Regions from separate parts of the Homo sapiens genome. Here region 1 is linked to region 2. Evidence: chromatin loops called from intact Hi-C (ENCODE). Cell type or tissue: heart right ventricle. All regions are shown on one strand.

Region 1 (8,000 bases), 430 kb before region 2:
TCTATAAACAATATACAACGTTGTTTTATGTCATTTTTTAAATTTACAAACGGGTCCCTTACTATGATATCTTTTTGGATCTTATTTTATAAACGCAGTACAATGTGTCTGAGACTTGTTTGTGTTGATACATATAGATCTGATTAGTTTGTTTTGACTTCTATATGGTTTTATATTTTATACATACTTATATTCCCTGCGATTGGCAATATAGTGAAATATATTTTCACTATTTATTTTGTGTATTTCTACTTTTATGCTTTTCGTTTCCTTGCCCTTTTTTGGAAAAGGGAGGGTATCTTGTTTTCTTTATTCCCTCTCTTTTCCCCTAACCATTTAAGAAGTTATAGATTTTTTTTTTCTTATCTTAAATTTTAGAATGGGCTTGGTGGCTCATGCCTATAAACCCAGCACTTTGGGAGGCTGAGGTGGCCAGATGGTTTGAGCCCAGGAGTTCGAGACCAGTGTGAGCAACATGACAAAACACCATCTCTACAAAAAAAAAAAAAAAAACAAACCACAAAAATTAGCTAGGTGTGATGGTGCACACCTGTAGTCCCAGCTACTCAGGAGGCTGAGGCAGGAGGATCTCTTAAGCCTTACAGGCTGCAGTGAGCCAAAATCTCACCACTGCACTCCAGCCTGGGCAACAGATTAAGACCCTATCTCTAAATAAATAAATAAATAAATAATAACACAAATTTAAAAATAAAAATAATCTTAACATTTTAACATGCATGAATTACAAAGAAAATATTAGGATATTAAAATGTTATAGTTCTGCAGCTGGGCACGGTAGCTCATGACTGTAGTACTATCGCTTTGGGAGGCTGAGGCAGGTGGATCATTTGAGGTCAGGAGTTCACGACCAGCCTGACTAACACGGTGAAACCCCGTCTCTACTAAAAACACAAAAAATCAGCGGGGCATGGTGGCCAGCGCCTGTAATCACAGCTACTCGGGAGGCTGAGGCAGGAGAATCGCTTGAACCTGGGAGGCAGAGGTTGCAGTGAGCCTAGATTGCACCACTACACTCCAGCCTGGGCAACAAGAGCAACACTCTATCTCAAAAAAAAAAAAAATTATTTCTGAACCACTTGAGGATATGGTATGCATACTGTGCTCTTTACCCCTAAATACTTCAGTGTGCATTTCTTAAGAGTACAGACACTCTCTTGTATAACCCTCAGCTCAGTTATCAACTTTAATAAATTTAACAATGATACATTTTTATTAATCTTCCATTCTTCTCCTGGTTTCATCAGCTGGCCTGGTAATGTCCTTTATTACATTCTTCCCCCATCTCCCCACCTCAAGTACACAACCCAGTCTCTTCTCAGGCATTGCATTTAGTTGTTATATATTTTAAGCCTTCCTGAATCTGGACTATTTATGTAGCTTTTGCCTTTTATTACATGGACAGTTTTATTATACTCCTTTCCCCCAAATTTTTAAATACAATGTTTCTCATTTTGTTTGTCTGATATTTCTTTATTAGATTCCGGTTATTCATTTTTGCCCAGAATATCACACAGGTGATGTTGGATCCTCAGAGTATCACACATTTAGAGTCACATGATATTCTCAGAGGGGTTGGGAGGGGCAGGCAGGAATTTAAAAAATATATTCTCTTTGTGACTTTACCTAATGTTTATTTTATCTTAGTTGTGACTTGTTATGATCCCCCAATCTGAAGATTCATATATATATATATATAATATATATATTATACACACACACACACACATACATATGCATATATATACACACACATATACATATATACATTTTTTTTTTTGAGATGGAGTCTCGCTTTGTTGCCCAGGCTGGAGTGCAGTGGCAGGATCTCTGCTCACTGGGACCTCCACCTCCTGGATTCAAGCCATTCTCCTGCCTCAGCCTCCTGAGTAGCTAGGATTACAGGTGCGCACTACCATGCCTGGCTAATTTTTGTATTTTTAATAGAGACGAATTTTCACTGTGTTGGCCAGTCTTGTCTCGAACTCCTGGCCTCAGGTGATCCACCCGCCTTGGCCTCCCAAAGTGCTGGGATCACAGGTGTGAACAACTGCACCTGACCTGAAGATTCATTTTTAACTAGTGTTTTCATTAAGCAGGACCCAAAGGAGTATAAGAAAAAAAAACTAACTTGATTATTTCTCCCCACCCCTTCAAACTTTCTCTGCAGTTTCTTCCCTATTCCTGCATAAAATTTCAAATAACCTAATAATTACACAATTTGGGACTAGTCCAATGTAATATGAATAATATAAATTTATTCCAGTTCAAATCTTCCTTTCCACAGCTCTAAAAACAGGCATCTTTGCCCATTATTAGTGAAAGTGTGGCTCAGGGTACAGCCATCACCTGTCACTCTGCTGCCAGGCAGGAACATCTCCAACCATGGCCTCCTGATTTTAGACTTTTCAGGTATGAGTCATAGAGCTGCCCTAGACCCTCCAACTTCAGAAGACAAATGTCAAGCGAGCCAGGGAGTATTAGTGAAATCACTTTCTTCTGACTTAAAATGACTCTTGCTCTTCCTCCACAACTGTCCTAAGAACACAGTACATCAGTATAACAAACTTCTTAAAATTCCATCTGGGCGACCTGTACTAGAGGATCTCAAAGATTTCTTCCACCTTCACTTTTTATTACCTTATGAGAAAAAAGCGGGGAACATTTGTGTTTCTTTAAAACAATTCCCTACTCTGGTACGTAAGTATGTTGCCTCTTCCACCAGAAGGTTTAATTTTTAATAATCTAAGCTATGGTAAGAATTTCAATAATTCAAATAAACTTTCAGGTGAAAGAATATGGGACGAGAACAGGCTGAAGTTCCCCTTTCCTTTTCCCCAAAGCCTGTCATCACACTTACAGCGCCAGCCATGTGGCTTGCTCATCATATTTAATGAGAGCAGTGATCCAGAGGGTTTTGGAGTAGTCACTGGTTCTCCAGTCTATGCCCAGTAAGCTCATCAAGAATCATAATTCCTCAAAATTAGCCTGATTTGCTCATTCCACAACGCATACATGTATTGACATATCACATTATACCCTACAAATATATACAATTATCATTTGTCAATTAAAAATAAAGCCCCAAAAGGAAGAAAAATAAACACTCTAGTTCTTACAGCTGTTCTCTCAGTGGTCCAGACACTGTTGGCCACCTCTAAATTTCCTCATATATTCCCATGAAATAATGTTAAGTGAAGAAAATAGAAGAGGCACCAAGACAGAAAAACAGGCCAAGAGAACAGAATAAGAAGCCTAAAAGCAGACCCACCCACATATAAGTGGCAACTTGAAACTTGACAACAGTGATATTTGAAAACACTGGGGAAAGAAAGCATAATTAAAAATATAGTACCAGGACAATTGGCTTCATGAAGAAAATGATAAATGAGACCCTATCTCACATATAACAACTTGCAAATGTGAAAAACAATATTTCTAGCACTTGGGAAGAAAATAGAGGAAAATGTAATTTTATGATATTACAGTAAAAAAGCACTTCATAAGGCAGCAAAAACACAAAGAGAACAATTGTTAAATTTTACAAATTAAAATTCTAATATCTGTATAAAAAGGAGCTCATAACAAAAATAAAAGGCCAGCCACAGATAAGCATATAATAAACAAAGACTAATCAACTGGGATAAAGGTATCTTGCAAAATAATAGGAAAAAGACAAACAATGCCATTAAAAATGGGCAAATAATATGATCATGGAATTTACATAAACAGAAACATAAATGTCCAATAAAGGTACAAAAAGATATTCAGGGCTGGACACAGTGGCTCATGCCTATAATCTCAGCACTTTGGGAGGTCAAGGTGAGCAGATCACTTGAGGCCAGGAGTTCGAGACCAGCCTGGCCAACATGGCAAAACCCTGTCTCTACTAAAAATATAAAAGAAATTAGCCAGGTGTGGTGGCGGATGCCTGTAATCTCAGCTTCTTGGGAGGATGAGGCATGAGAATTGCTTGAACCCAAGAGGTGGAGGTTGCAGTGAGCCAAGATGGCACCACTGCAGTCCGACGTGAGTGACAGAGCAAGACTGTCTCAAAAAAAAAAAAAAAAAAAGATGTTCAGGGAAAATGCAAATTAAAACAACAATAATTTTACACCTATAATTTGGCAGCAATTAAGAGTCTGATAATACTAAGTGTTTATGAAAATGTCAAGAATTAGAAATATTATTCACTGCTAGTGGAGGTGTAAATCAGTTTAACCACTTTAATGAACAATTTGGCCATAGTAATATTGAAAATTGCTTTTTCTTGTGGGGCGCGGTGGTCATGCCTATAATCTCAGGACTCTGGGAGGCAGAGACAGATCAGCTGAGGTCAGGAGTTCGAGAGCAGCCTGGCCAACCTGGTGAGACCCCATCTCTACTAAAAATACAAAAATTAGCCAGGTATAGTGGTGGGCACCAATAATCCCAGCTACTTGGGAGGGTGAGGCAGGAGAATTACTTGAAGGGAGGTGGAGGTTGCAGTGATCTGAGATGACACCACTGCACTCCAGCCTGGGTGACAGAGCGAGACTCTTCTAAAAAAAAAAAAACTGCTTTTTCTCAACTCAGAATTGCACACTGCGGAATACATTATGAAATTCACATGTTCACAATGTCATGTGTAAATATATTTATTGCAGAATTGCAATAATTTTATATTAGTAAAAACTAATTATATATAATAATATATTATATATTATTATATTATATATATAATAATATATTATATATTATTATATTATATATATAATAATATATTATATATTATTATATTATATATATAATAATATATTATATATTATTATATTATATATATAATAATATATTATGTATTATTATATTATATATATAATTTTATAATAGTAAAAACTAAAATAAACCAGTTTTTCTATCATTTGGGGAATAAGTAAACTATATAATGGGATACTATCCAGTAAAACTTAATGAATGTTCATTTTTAATTTAAAAAAGTAAATTACAAAAACGATACATGATGCCATTTATATACATTTAAAAACAAAAGCAACTCCATTGTTTCAAATCCATTCAGGTCTGAACATATACACATATTTGGTGGTACATTTAGCTATACTAAAAAGTATTAAAACAGGATGGAAGTAATACACACTCACTTTAGGATAAGTGGTTAGCTTTAAGAAGAAAAAATGGGGTGAGTAATATAGTTTATGTCTCCTACCTCACTGTTTCTCTCTTCTTCTTCTGGTACTCTAATTACACTTATGTTAGACCATTCGATATTGTCTCACAGCTTTTGGGTGCTCTGGGGTTTTTACTTTTTTTTCTCTTTGGGTTTTGGTTTGCATAATTTTTAACGACCTGTCTTCAGGTTCATATATTCTTTCCTCAGCAATGTAAAGTCTCCTGAACTGCTCATTGACATAATTCATATCTGTTACCTTGTTTTTTATTTCTATCAATTAAATTTGACTCTTTCATATATTTTATCTCTCTACTGAAATCCGTCTATTCATACATGTTGTTTCCATTTTCCAATGGAGCCTTTAACATATTAATCATAGTTATTTTAAGTTCCCAGATAGTCTCAACATCTAGGTAGTCTTTAGGATTGCTTTTATTCTCCAAGATGACAGATTGGAGGTAGTGTTCACATGTCACTCCCACTTGGAAAGACAAAATAGCCTGTATATATTCACCCTGTGACTTTATTCCCAAGGAACACTGCAGGAACTAAACAGGAAAACTAAAATCCACAGATTATTTTTATTTTATTTGTCTGAGATGGAGTCTCACTCTGTCACCCAGGCTGGAGTGGAGTGGCACAATCTCAGTTCACTGCAACTCCGCCTCCCGGGTTCAAGCAATTCTCCTGCCTCAGCCTTCCGAGTGGCTGGGACTACAGACATGCATCACCACCAGTTAATTTTTGTATTTTTAGTAGAGACGGGGTTTCACCATGTTGCCCAGGCTGGTCTCAAATTCCTGACCTCAAGTGATCCACCTGCCTTGGGCTCCCAAAGTGCTGGGATTACAGGCATAAGCCACCACACCTGGCCCACAGATTATTTTTTTAAAGTAGCAGGCTGCAGCCTATGGCACCAGCCAGGTTAAAAACAAAACAAAACAACAACAACAACAAAAAAAAAAACTGTAAGTCCCCAGAATGTGAGAGGGGAAGTGACTGCCTCCAGGGTATACACCCCCACCAGGGAACCTGGTAATCTAGGCCACAGGGAAAGGCCTTAACCAACACTGGAACTGATTTTGAGAGTGGAGAGGAATATTAAAGCACAAACGGCAGCAGGAAGAACTCTGCATGCACTCCCAGTCTCCAGCATCGACCAAGGGAAGCCATTCCTTATTCTGCCACACAGGAGACCTCACAAAAGTCTGCCAACTTACTCAGGCAGCAGCCATTGCCTGAGTTAATTAAAAGAAGCTCCCAACTGAATTTCACGATATAACCTCGAGTGGGGAAGAACTCCCTTGGCCAGAACCCGGGAGCGAATGGGAAGTGTGCTGCAGGCATGAGCAAATGAGCCGGGTGCCCCGGCTGTGCAGGCAGACTGGCAGGGGCATGGCCTGAAAGCCATGGTTCTTGTCTCCACAGGGGAAGGCTTATGGCCCAAGGAAGTTTTGAGTTCTAAGCATAGATGGCCAGGAACTTAGCTGGCTGCTGCTAGCAGAATACTGCAGGTAAGAGATCTGCCTTGCCAAGTGCACGGGAGCTGGGTGGGGCTTACTGCTGCCTGTTACTCCCCACTCCCTACGTGAACTCTTCTATGCAGCAGATGCAGTTATGCTCCTCTCTGGAACATGATCCCAATGGCCAAAGAACCACCTCCACAACTCCCACAGGGGCCACTGCTAGCACCACATGTGAAGAGTCAAAACATGGACCTGCCTGACCCAGCCCCCACCTGCTTTGCCCACCACCTGCCCTGGTAGCTTAACACGAAAGACAGAAACTTTTAGGAGCACAAAAAACAGAAACTTTTCAGAGCTTTATGGCCCCACCCCTTGCCTGATTATCCAAAGTACCAGCCCTGGGTAGCATAAGGCAAGCACAAATCCCATCACTTCTGCTATAGCTGGTGCTCTTTGGCAAGCATCACTTCCTGGCTGGAGGCCAACTCACACCGTCCATTACAGCATCTGCAGGTAGAATAACACTGTGCCCAGGAAGGAGAAAACTTGTGTGTGAACCCAGCCATCACCATTGCCTGCACCACTCTGGCTAACCAGGAGGTCCTGAATCTGCCCATGTGACCTACTTATTACTACCCAAATGGGCATTTGAGGAAGCCAATACACGAAGACTTTCTATAACCAAGGAATCTCTGAGTCTATGTCACTCCCCTGCCACTCCTGTTAGAGCTGGTGCTGGTACCTGCTACTGGGAGACTTGAGAGCAGGTCATAAATCTGGATCCCTTGCAGATATTCCCTAGTACCAGGCTACAGTGTGGCAGCCGCATTGGGTGGCTAGACTCAGAGGAGTAACAGCATTCACAGTAGTCTGGCTCTCAGGGCCTCCCACTCCTAAAGGAAGGGGGAATGCACCCCATCAAGGGAACACCCTGTGGGACAAAAGAACCCAGGTGGCAAGCCTTGAGTCTCGGGTCTTTCTGCTGGTGGGAAGTTTCCTTCAGCAGAGGCACAATTGCAGTGGTGGGATCAGCAGGGAAAATCTGTAGCTCTCCCCCGACAAGTCAGGCAGTGTTGGTGTTTGTGAAGGGCCTTGGAGAGGGGGATTTCTTTTCTACCTCATTCACCACTGCAAACACAGCTGGGGCTTTTCCCATGGGAACTCAGTGTGGGTGCACCTCTAGACAGCCTCTCTGGAACACTTCAGGGTGACTGCATCCCTACTGGAGGAGCACCCTCCAGGTGCAGGCTTGCACAAGAGACAGAGTCACAATTCCTCTCTGCTTGGAACATCAACATTCCTGCAGATGAGTAGAGGTGCTTATCTGCTCTAAATAGCCAGAACACTGG
Region 2 (8,000 bases):
AGAGCCCTATATTCACATGTACCTGTAAGACTGGAAGGCGCCTGCCTGTGTGGCCACTCTTTGTTCTTTTGAGGGCATGGAAGACGTCTTTTCATTAGACTTAGATATTTCTATACTTCATCTTTGGGCAGCATTCCTGTCTCCTGCCCCACACCTTTCCCATTACTGTAATTAGAAGTCGAAAAATATTGCAATCTGAGTATTTTTTGGAGTATCCTGCTATGTGTTGCTGTTTAACATCTGTACAAGTCCAGCTTTTCAGCTTTATTCTTAAAAGTATTTTATTCTTAAAATCTTGTCTTATGGGATATATCTTTCTAGGACTGAGTACTTAAACTTTTCCAAAACAAGGCTTTGGTGATAAATCCCATTTTAAAATGCTGCTAAAAATCTGGTGACCAGATCTGAATCCTGGAGAACTGTAAAACTGTTGCTTTGGAGGAGTGTGATCTCAGATCATAGTTTGCCCGTATAGGGGTGTATGTGTTGCTGAAACACCCTTCAATAAAAAACCTTCTGACTGTGGGTAACTATTAAGTAGTCATCGTTTTATCTTCCCTTCTCCCATTTCCATTTTCCAGAGGTTCAAGCAGTTCTTCTCACTGACATTTTAGTTTTCCTTCAAGAAAAAGACCAGAAGTACATCTTTGCATCATTGGTAAGCTGAATTGTTATTTTTGTAATAGTATTATAAGCAGCTAGTTTAGTTATGGAATGTAAGCACTATGTTATTGCTCTCCCCCGCCCTCTTAAAATTAAATGGCTCAGGACAAATTCCTCTGAGTAATTTCCCACATGCCCTCAGAATTTTCTGGCATCCCCTCTTCCCAAAAAATTATTATTCTGTTTCATCACAGTCTTCTTTTAGTGTCTTGGACATCTGACTATTTGATCTATGAAGAAACCTGGTCACTGGAGCATTTCTCACATTTGAGCCCATAAATGGTGCTCATGTATAATATTGCTGACTGGATTCTTTGGGGAACCTGGAAAGATTCATCGTGTGGAAAACATGACTGGAACCTTTAGAGCCATAAATTACTATTTCCCTTTTGAAATCTTTTTTTGTTAAAATCTGAATGAAATAAGGAGATACTTCTCTTTATCCTAAAGTAGCCCTTGTTTTTCAAACTATGTGCTTTTTTAACAGCATCTGGTCTTACCTTAGATTGAAGCTGTCCTTCAGAGTTAGAATATTGTATATGTATCTTTTATTTGCCCTCTTCCCTTTTTCCAGGACCAGAAGTCAACAGTGATCTCTTTAAAGAAGCTGATTGTGAGAGAAGTGGCACATGAGGAGAAAGGTTTATTCCTGATCAGCATGGGGATGACAGATCCAGAGATGGTAGAAGTCCATGCCAGCTCCAAAGAGGAACGAAACAGCTGGATTCAGATCATTCAGGACACAATCAACACCCTGTAAGTTAACCACCAGGCCCCACCCTTCCCAGCCCTCCTGATGTCTCTGTGTGATTTCATAACAGGCTGGACTGTGACCAGAGTAATTGACATCTTAGGAATTTTTTGTTCTGTCTTGTTTGGGTTGTATTAGGAACAGAGATGAAGATGAAGGAATTCCTAGTGAGAATGAGGAAGAAAAGAAAATGTTGGACACCAGAGCCCGAGAATTAAAAGGTGAGGCATTGCGAGTGGTCTGAGCCCCTTGTCTGGAATGTCTGCAGTTGCAGAAGACTGCTGGTGGATTTTAGAGGTACGGGTTTGCCCTCAGTTCTAAAGCTGCCCCAGCAGGCACTTGAAAGCAGCAAAATGAATAGCTGTTAACAAAAGAGAAACCAAGGCCAGGCTGACATGGGTCCTCGTAAAGAATGGCTGCAAGGATGTTTCCAGTACTGGATCAAGAGAATATTGATTCTCTTGACTCAGGATCCGTGTTCTCAAACCTCATGACATTCTCTGTACTTTGTCACAGGCGAATTTGCCAAAATTTGTAGTCACATCTAAGATTAAAACAAGGAGAGAAAGGAATTTGGGGAAAAGAATTCTCCAGTTAATCTGATTTAATCCTCCCCCAGTCCCTAGCGTTATCACTTATCCGCATGTTTACAAATGAGTTGTGAGGTGAAGTTTTGGGAGCAGGGTATGTATCAATCTATGTTTGACCCTTATTTATTGAGTGCTGACTGTTTTGTGTAGTCTTGTCAGTATCCCTGCAACACAGGCATTCTAATCCCCATTGTGCCGATGAGACAGTCGAGGCCCACAGAGGACAAGCTACCCAGGGTTAACGTGTGTAGTTAGTGGGTAAGCCAGAATTCTATTCCCTGTCTTAGCAAAGCCTGGTACTCACGTATGTAGTTAGTGGCTAAGCCAGAATTCTATTCCCTGTCTTAGCAAAGCCTGTTGCTCTTTTCTCTTTGCCAGTGGCTTATCGAATGTTTCAAAGTAAAGACTATGCTTTGGATAGAAATAAGGCTTAGAGTTAAATAAATGTAAGCACCTAAGGAGTTTGGTTAGGCCTTAAAGCCATACAGATGATAGCATTCTGTCTCACTGAGGGGGAAATTAAAAATATGGACAGCTTTAGACCAGAGCCAGAGTTATAGCAAATTTATTGGCCCATGATTAGGATGACAAGGATAAAAATCTTCCTTCTTTAAATTTTGTCAAGTACCTGGCTAGGCATACTGCTAGGTACAACAGATGCAAAGATTCCTTAAAAAGAGCCCTTGCCCTTGAGAAGCTCACACCCTAGCAGGGGAGACATACATCAATGATGGGCCACACAGTGATTTATTAGACCACAGGCACAATTAGCATGTGTGGGATCTGCTCATCCTGCCTCTAGTAAGTCTCACAGAGAAGCTGGTGCATGAGCTACATCTGAAAAAAATTATCTCAGCACACAAGAGTGGTTATGTGCAAAGGTGAAAAAGGACTTGACATGTCTGCCAAGGAATGACAGGTTCGGTGTGTCTGGAGGGTCAGGGCTAAGGGATGGGATCTTAAGCTGGAAATGCACCAGGTATTAAAAGGCAACAAGGGACTCATGTAATTAAAAAAAAAAATTTTTTTTTTTAACATGTTGAAGATAGTTAGGAGAGTTGCTTGAGGGAATGGGAAGCCACTGGAAGTACAAAGACCATTTGGAAGACTGTTAGGATAGGTTAAGTGAGAATGAGCTGGAGAAGGAAGAGATGTAAGAAATAAGGTCATTAAAATCTGATCAGTTGGCCAGGCTCGGTGGCTCATGCCTGTAATCCCAGCACTTTGGGAGGCCACGGCGGGCGGATCACAAGGTCAGGAGTTCGAGACCAGCCTGACCAACATGGTGAAACCCCATCTCTACTAAAAATACAAAAATTAGCTGGGCGTGGTGGCACGTGCCTGTAATCCCAGCTACTTAGGAGGCTGAGGCAGGAGAATCGCTTGAACCCGGGAGGCAGAGGGAGGTAGAGGTTTCAGTGAGCCGAGGTAGCACCACTGCACTTCACTTCAGCCTGGGTGGCTGAACAAGACTCTGTCTCAAAAAAAAAGAGTCTGGTCGGTTGGTGGTAGGACAGAGTAAGGAGACAGAGTCTCTCACAGGTTTCCAAATCAGGTGACCTGGAAGATGAAGAGTTGTTGACTGAGAAAGAGATTCCACACTAAAGGGAGGAGGTAGTGGGCTGGAGAAAAGATTGGTTTCTCACGTGCTGAGAACAAGGCATCTCAGTAGAGGTGGCCACGTGGGCGCCATGGTCTGCTGCTAAGAAAGGGGAGGGTTTTTGATGGTTTAATGAATTATCAGCATATAGAAGGTCATTGAAGCCATGGGGATGAATGAGATCCTCAAGAGGAAAGTGGGTAAGGTAAAGAAGACAGCTCAGGCCAGGTGCGGTGGCTCACACCTGTAATCCCAGCACTTTGGGAGGCCAAGGCGGGCAGATCACCCAAGGTCTGGAGTTCGAGACCAGCCTGGCCAACATGGTGAAACACCATCTCTACTAAAAATACAAAATTAGCCAGGCGTGGTGGCACATGCCTGTAATCCCAGCTCCTTAGGAGGCTGAGGCAGGAGAATCGCTTAATCACTTGAACCCAGGAGGTGGAGGTTACGGTGAGCCAAGAGTGCACCATTGCACTCCAGTCTGGGCAATAGGAGCGAAACTTTCCGTCTCAAAAAACAAAAACAAAAACAAAAAAAAAAGAAGACAGCTCAGGATGGAGCTGAGACAGGAGCCCAGATAAGAGATTCCATTGCAGATGGCAGATCTGTAAAGTGTCCTGAGAAAGAATGGTAGGAAGAGAACTGGTGTCCTAAAAGCTAAAGAAGGAAACATGTTTTAAAGGAAGAAGTAATCATCAATGCTGGAAAAAACAACCTAAAAGACCTCATTGGATTCAGTCATGAAGTTGAGCTGGGAAAGCAGTTGCAGAGTGGACAGAAGCTAGAGAGTAGTGGGCTGAGAAGTAAACAGGGGACACGGGAGTGGAAGCAAAGTGCAGACTTGTTATGTCACAATTTCCATGGTTTGCCAGAAAGATCCAGAATGGTTTTCCAGATAGAAATCACAGAACAGAAACAATATTGCTGTCTTGATGAAAAAGAAAAGGCAGTGTGGGTGGGGAGGGTGTCCTGTCTTGTCACTTTCCATAAATTACCACAAGGTGGTGCTCGTGTCTTAGTCATTCTCGTAATTACTAAACACCAATCAAATCACAGATCATTTTCTCCTTCCTGCAGAACAACTTCACCAGAAGGACCAAAAAATCCTACTCTTGTTGGAAGAGAAGGAGATGATTTTCCGGGACATGGCTGAGTGCAGCACCCCTCTCCCAGAGGATTGCTCCCCAACACATAGCCCTAGAGTTCTCTTCCGCTCCAACACAGAAGAGGCTCTCAAAGGAGGACCTTTAATGAAAAGTGCAATAAATGAGGGTAATTAACATTCAGCATTGCCCCCTCTTCATCTACTCCCAGAGTGGTTTACACACTAATATTACCTGCCAGTTTTTACTTTTTTACTTTAAAGCACAAATGCAGAAAATTACCCAAAACAAATATTTCACTATAGTAAATTATCAGGTGAATATCCTTTTAACCACTACTCACATCAAGAACTTAAAGGGGCCCTGAAGCCCCTTCCTCCACATGCTCTGTCCCCATCACACCTCCCTCCCTCCAAAAGGAGCAGTTATTCTGACTGTTTTTTAATTAGTCACTTATGCTTTTTTTTTTTTTTTTTTTTTTTTGGCAGGATCTTGCTGCTCTGTTTCCCAGGCTGGAGTGCAGTGGTGCAACCTCGGCTCACTGCAACCTCCCCCTCCTGGGTTCAAGTGATTCTCTTGTCTCAGCCACCCAAGTAGCTTGGGACTACAGATGTGCACCACCACACCCAGCTAATTTTTGTATTTTTCACAGATACAGGGTTTCACCATGTTGGCCAAGCTGGTCTCAAACTCCTGACCTCAAGTTATCCACCCACCTTGGCCTCTCAAAGGGCTGATATTATAGGCGTGAGCCACTGCACCCGGCCATTAATCACTTACTTATATATCTTTATGGCTTAAGTGCCTACTCCTAGACATTATAGTTTAATTTGCTTATGTTTTTTGATATGCATCTTAAAATTCTTAATTTACAGTTCCCCCCACCATCTTTTTTTTTCCATATAATTTATCTTTGAACAATCTGAGCTTTTTGACTTAGAGAGTTTCCCACAGTTTGGATTTTATTCATACAGTCCTGTTGTCTGTTTCCTTCAGATTTGCAGCTGGATTCAGAGGCGTAATTAATTACTCAGACTTGATCTCTTTGGTAAATTGTGCCCTTATAGTGTTGTGTTCTTTCATTGAGGAGGCATAAATATCTAGTTGTCTCTTTTTTTGTGACATATAAGAAAAGATAAAAGGATAAATTCTTGATTATTTTTCCCCTCCATTTATTTACCAGTTTTTAAGACCATGAACATCTTCTGAAAGTGACCCATAGTTTTTATTATGGACTCATGAATTGAAACATGTTTGATGGGGCCAGGCACGGTGGCTCATTTCTATAATCCCAGCATTTTGGGAGGCCGAGGCAAGTGGATCACCTGAGGGTCAGGAGTTCAAGACCAGCGTGGCCCACATGGTGCAACCCTATCCCTACTAAAAATACAAAAATTAGCCAGGTGTGGTGACATGCGGCTGTAGTCCCAGCTCCTCAGGAGGCTGAGGCAGGAGAATCGCTTGAACCCAGGAAGCAGAGGTTGTAGTGAGCTGAGATCGTATCACTGCCCTCCAGATTGGGCAACAGAGCGAGACTATCTCAAAAAAAAAAAAAAAAAACGTTTGATGGATTTCAAGTCATTGCAATTCCTAACCTTATTAAAAGCTCAGAATGTTCCTTTTGTGAACACCTCTTTCTTTGGCTTCTAGTCCTGTGGACGTGACCATAGTAGTCTTTTAGAGCTACTGGTATAGTAAGTTGTTCCAGGCTCATCTTAATTGTTTTCTGCCCCAGTCCTGGTATCAGCCATTTCTCCAAGAGTTCTGGATTCTTTAAGTGGGAAATTATATTTTCAGACCACAGTCTGGGTACTGGGAGTGGTCATTGCTGCTAGGTTGATTGTTACTAGGTTGGGCCTTTTCAGTGGACAGAGCTTGGGGAAAAACATATATATAACATTATATATATATTATATAACATAATATAACATTATATGTTTTACATCATATATAATTTAAATACCTATTGAACATAAAATGTGTATATGAAAATTTATATTTACACTTTCGAATTCACATTGATATTCTTAAACTGTGGACTACAGTGTTTGTTTTTTTAACTAAACCTATTTAGTATTACATCTCTATTTCCTTTCTTTCACATTGCAAATCCTTGTTCTTAAGGATACATCATAGAATTCGAATATTATATATTTACTTTCTGGCTTTATCCAACCTATTACTCATAACTGTTAGTAATACTAATAGTATTACTAATTACTATTGCTAATACTGTTAGTAATACTAATAGTATTACTATTACTATTAACTAATACTAATTTACTAATTACTATTGCTAATACTGTTAGTAATACTAATAGTATTACTAACACTATTTTGATAATAATATATTCTAATAGTAATGCTGCTACCACTACATATGACTTTTACTTGCTGTCCGCATTCTCCCGTTTTTGAAAAAATAGTTGTGCTGTGTCTACGCTGTCAGTTTATAACTGTTACATGCCATATGCTCTCCTTGTAAGCCTTGACCATAGTCTTTGTTCTGTAAGTGAACATACTTCATGCTTACCAGAAGTTCTTAGGTCAGTCACCCTCTAGTCATGTGGATATGTGAAGCTGATTCTCTAGCATGTGCCTCAGGAAAGGTTCATGAGAGTAATAGTCCATGAGCTCTTTCATGCTGGTAATAATTTATGCCCTTTATACTTGAAAGCCTATTTTGCTGAATATAAAATTATTGGCTTGTTCATATTTTCTTCCCCAAGGTATTAATTACTCTCAAGTATGTTGTTTTATTTTTTTTTCTGGCATAAAGTATTGCCATCAGAGACTGATAATAATTTGATTTTCCCCATGTAAGTAACATGCTCTTTGCCTAGATGCCCAAAGGATTTTTTTCTAAGTACAAGTAGTTTTACAAGAATATTCCTTGGTATTTGTTACCCTAGGTTGATGCTGTCAGGTTCACAGTGTTCTGTTTTCATATGTGGTTTCAAATTTTTCAGATTTCAGGAAGTTATTTTTGAATTATAATTTGTACTATTTTCCCTGTTCCCTTTGCTTTGGTCTTCTTCAAGGTCTCCATTTATCCTTATGTTGGACCTTCTTTGTCTATCTTCAGTGTTGGTCACTTTCTTTTAATACTTTTGATCTCTTCATCTTTTTAATGTTTAAATGGTCTTCCTTTCACCTTCTTTTTTATTAAGCCATTTTCTGCTGGGTTAATTTGCTCTTATATTCTAGTTTAGTTTTGATTTCTATAATGATTGTTTTTCTTTTGTTTGTAGCTTTGCTATTTCATTTCTGTGTTTTCTAATTCTGACCTA

What was found. Hi-C counts contacts between places; a loop is a spot of excess contacts. Peaks named below come from ENCODE experiments on the same cell type or tissue, not always from the same donor. Only the 100,000 strongest peaks of a DNase experiment are listed, where the experiment ranks them.
Region 1: a loop joins it to region 2, with 2.7 times the contacts of the local background. A loop is called at or near these places in 15 of 110 quality-filtered maps.

Annotation. Positions count from the first base shown.
Region 1 is chr15:85,300,014-85,308,013 of GRCh38, forward strand. No RefSeq gene overlaps it. Among named protein-coding and RNA genes, the nearest start is that of MIR7706, 77 kb to the right of the region's middle. RefSeq lists an enhancer at 2,513-2,592. In heart right ventricle, no CTCF peak of the experiment used is centred here; no DNase peak of the experiment used is centred here.
Region 2 is chr15:85,725,829-85,733,828 of GRCh38, forward strand. It overlaps AKAP13 (A-kinase anchoring protein 13), which reads left to right. Exons shown (of 37, transcript NM_007200.5): 27 at 582-658; 28 at 1,238-1,419; 29 at 1,553-1,635; 30 at 4,685-4,879. Among named protein-coding and RNA genes, the nearest start is that of LINC02883, 29 kb to the right of the region's middle. RefSeq lists an enhancer at 539-1,738. In heart right ventricle, CTCF peaks have their summits at 4,603 (motif pointing right) and 4,803; no DNase peak of the experiment used is centred here; H3K27ac peaks cover 5,507 bases.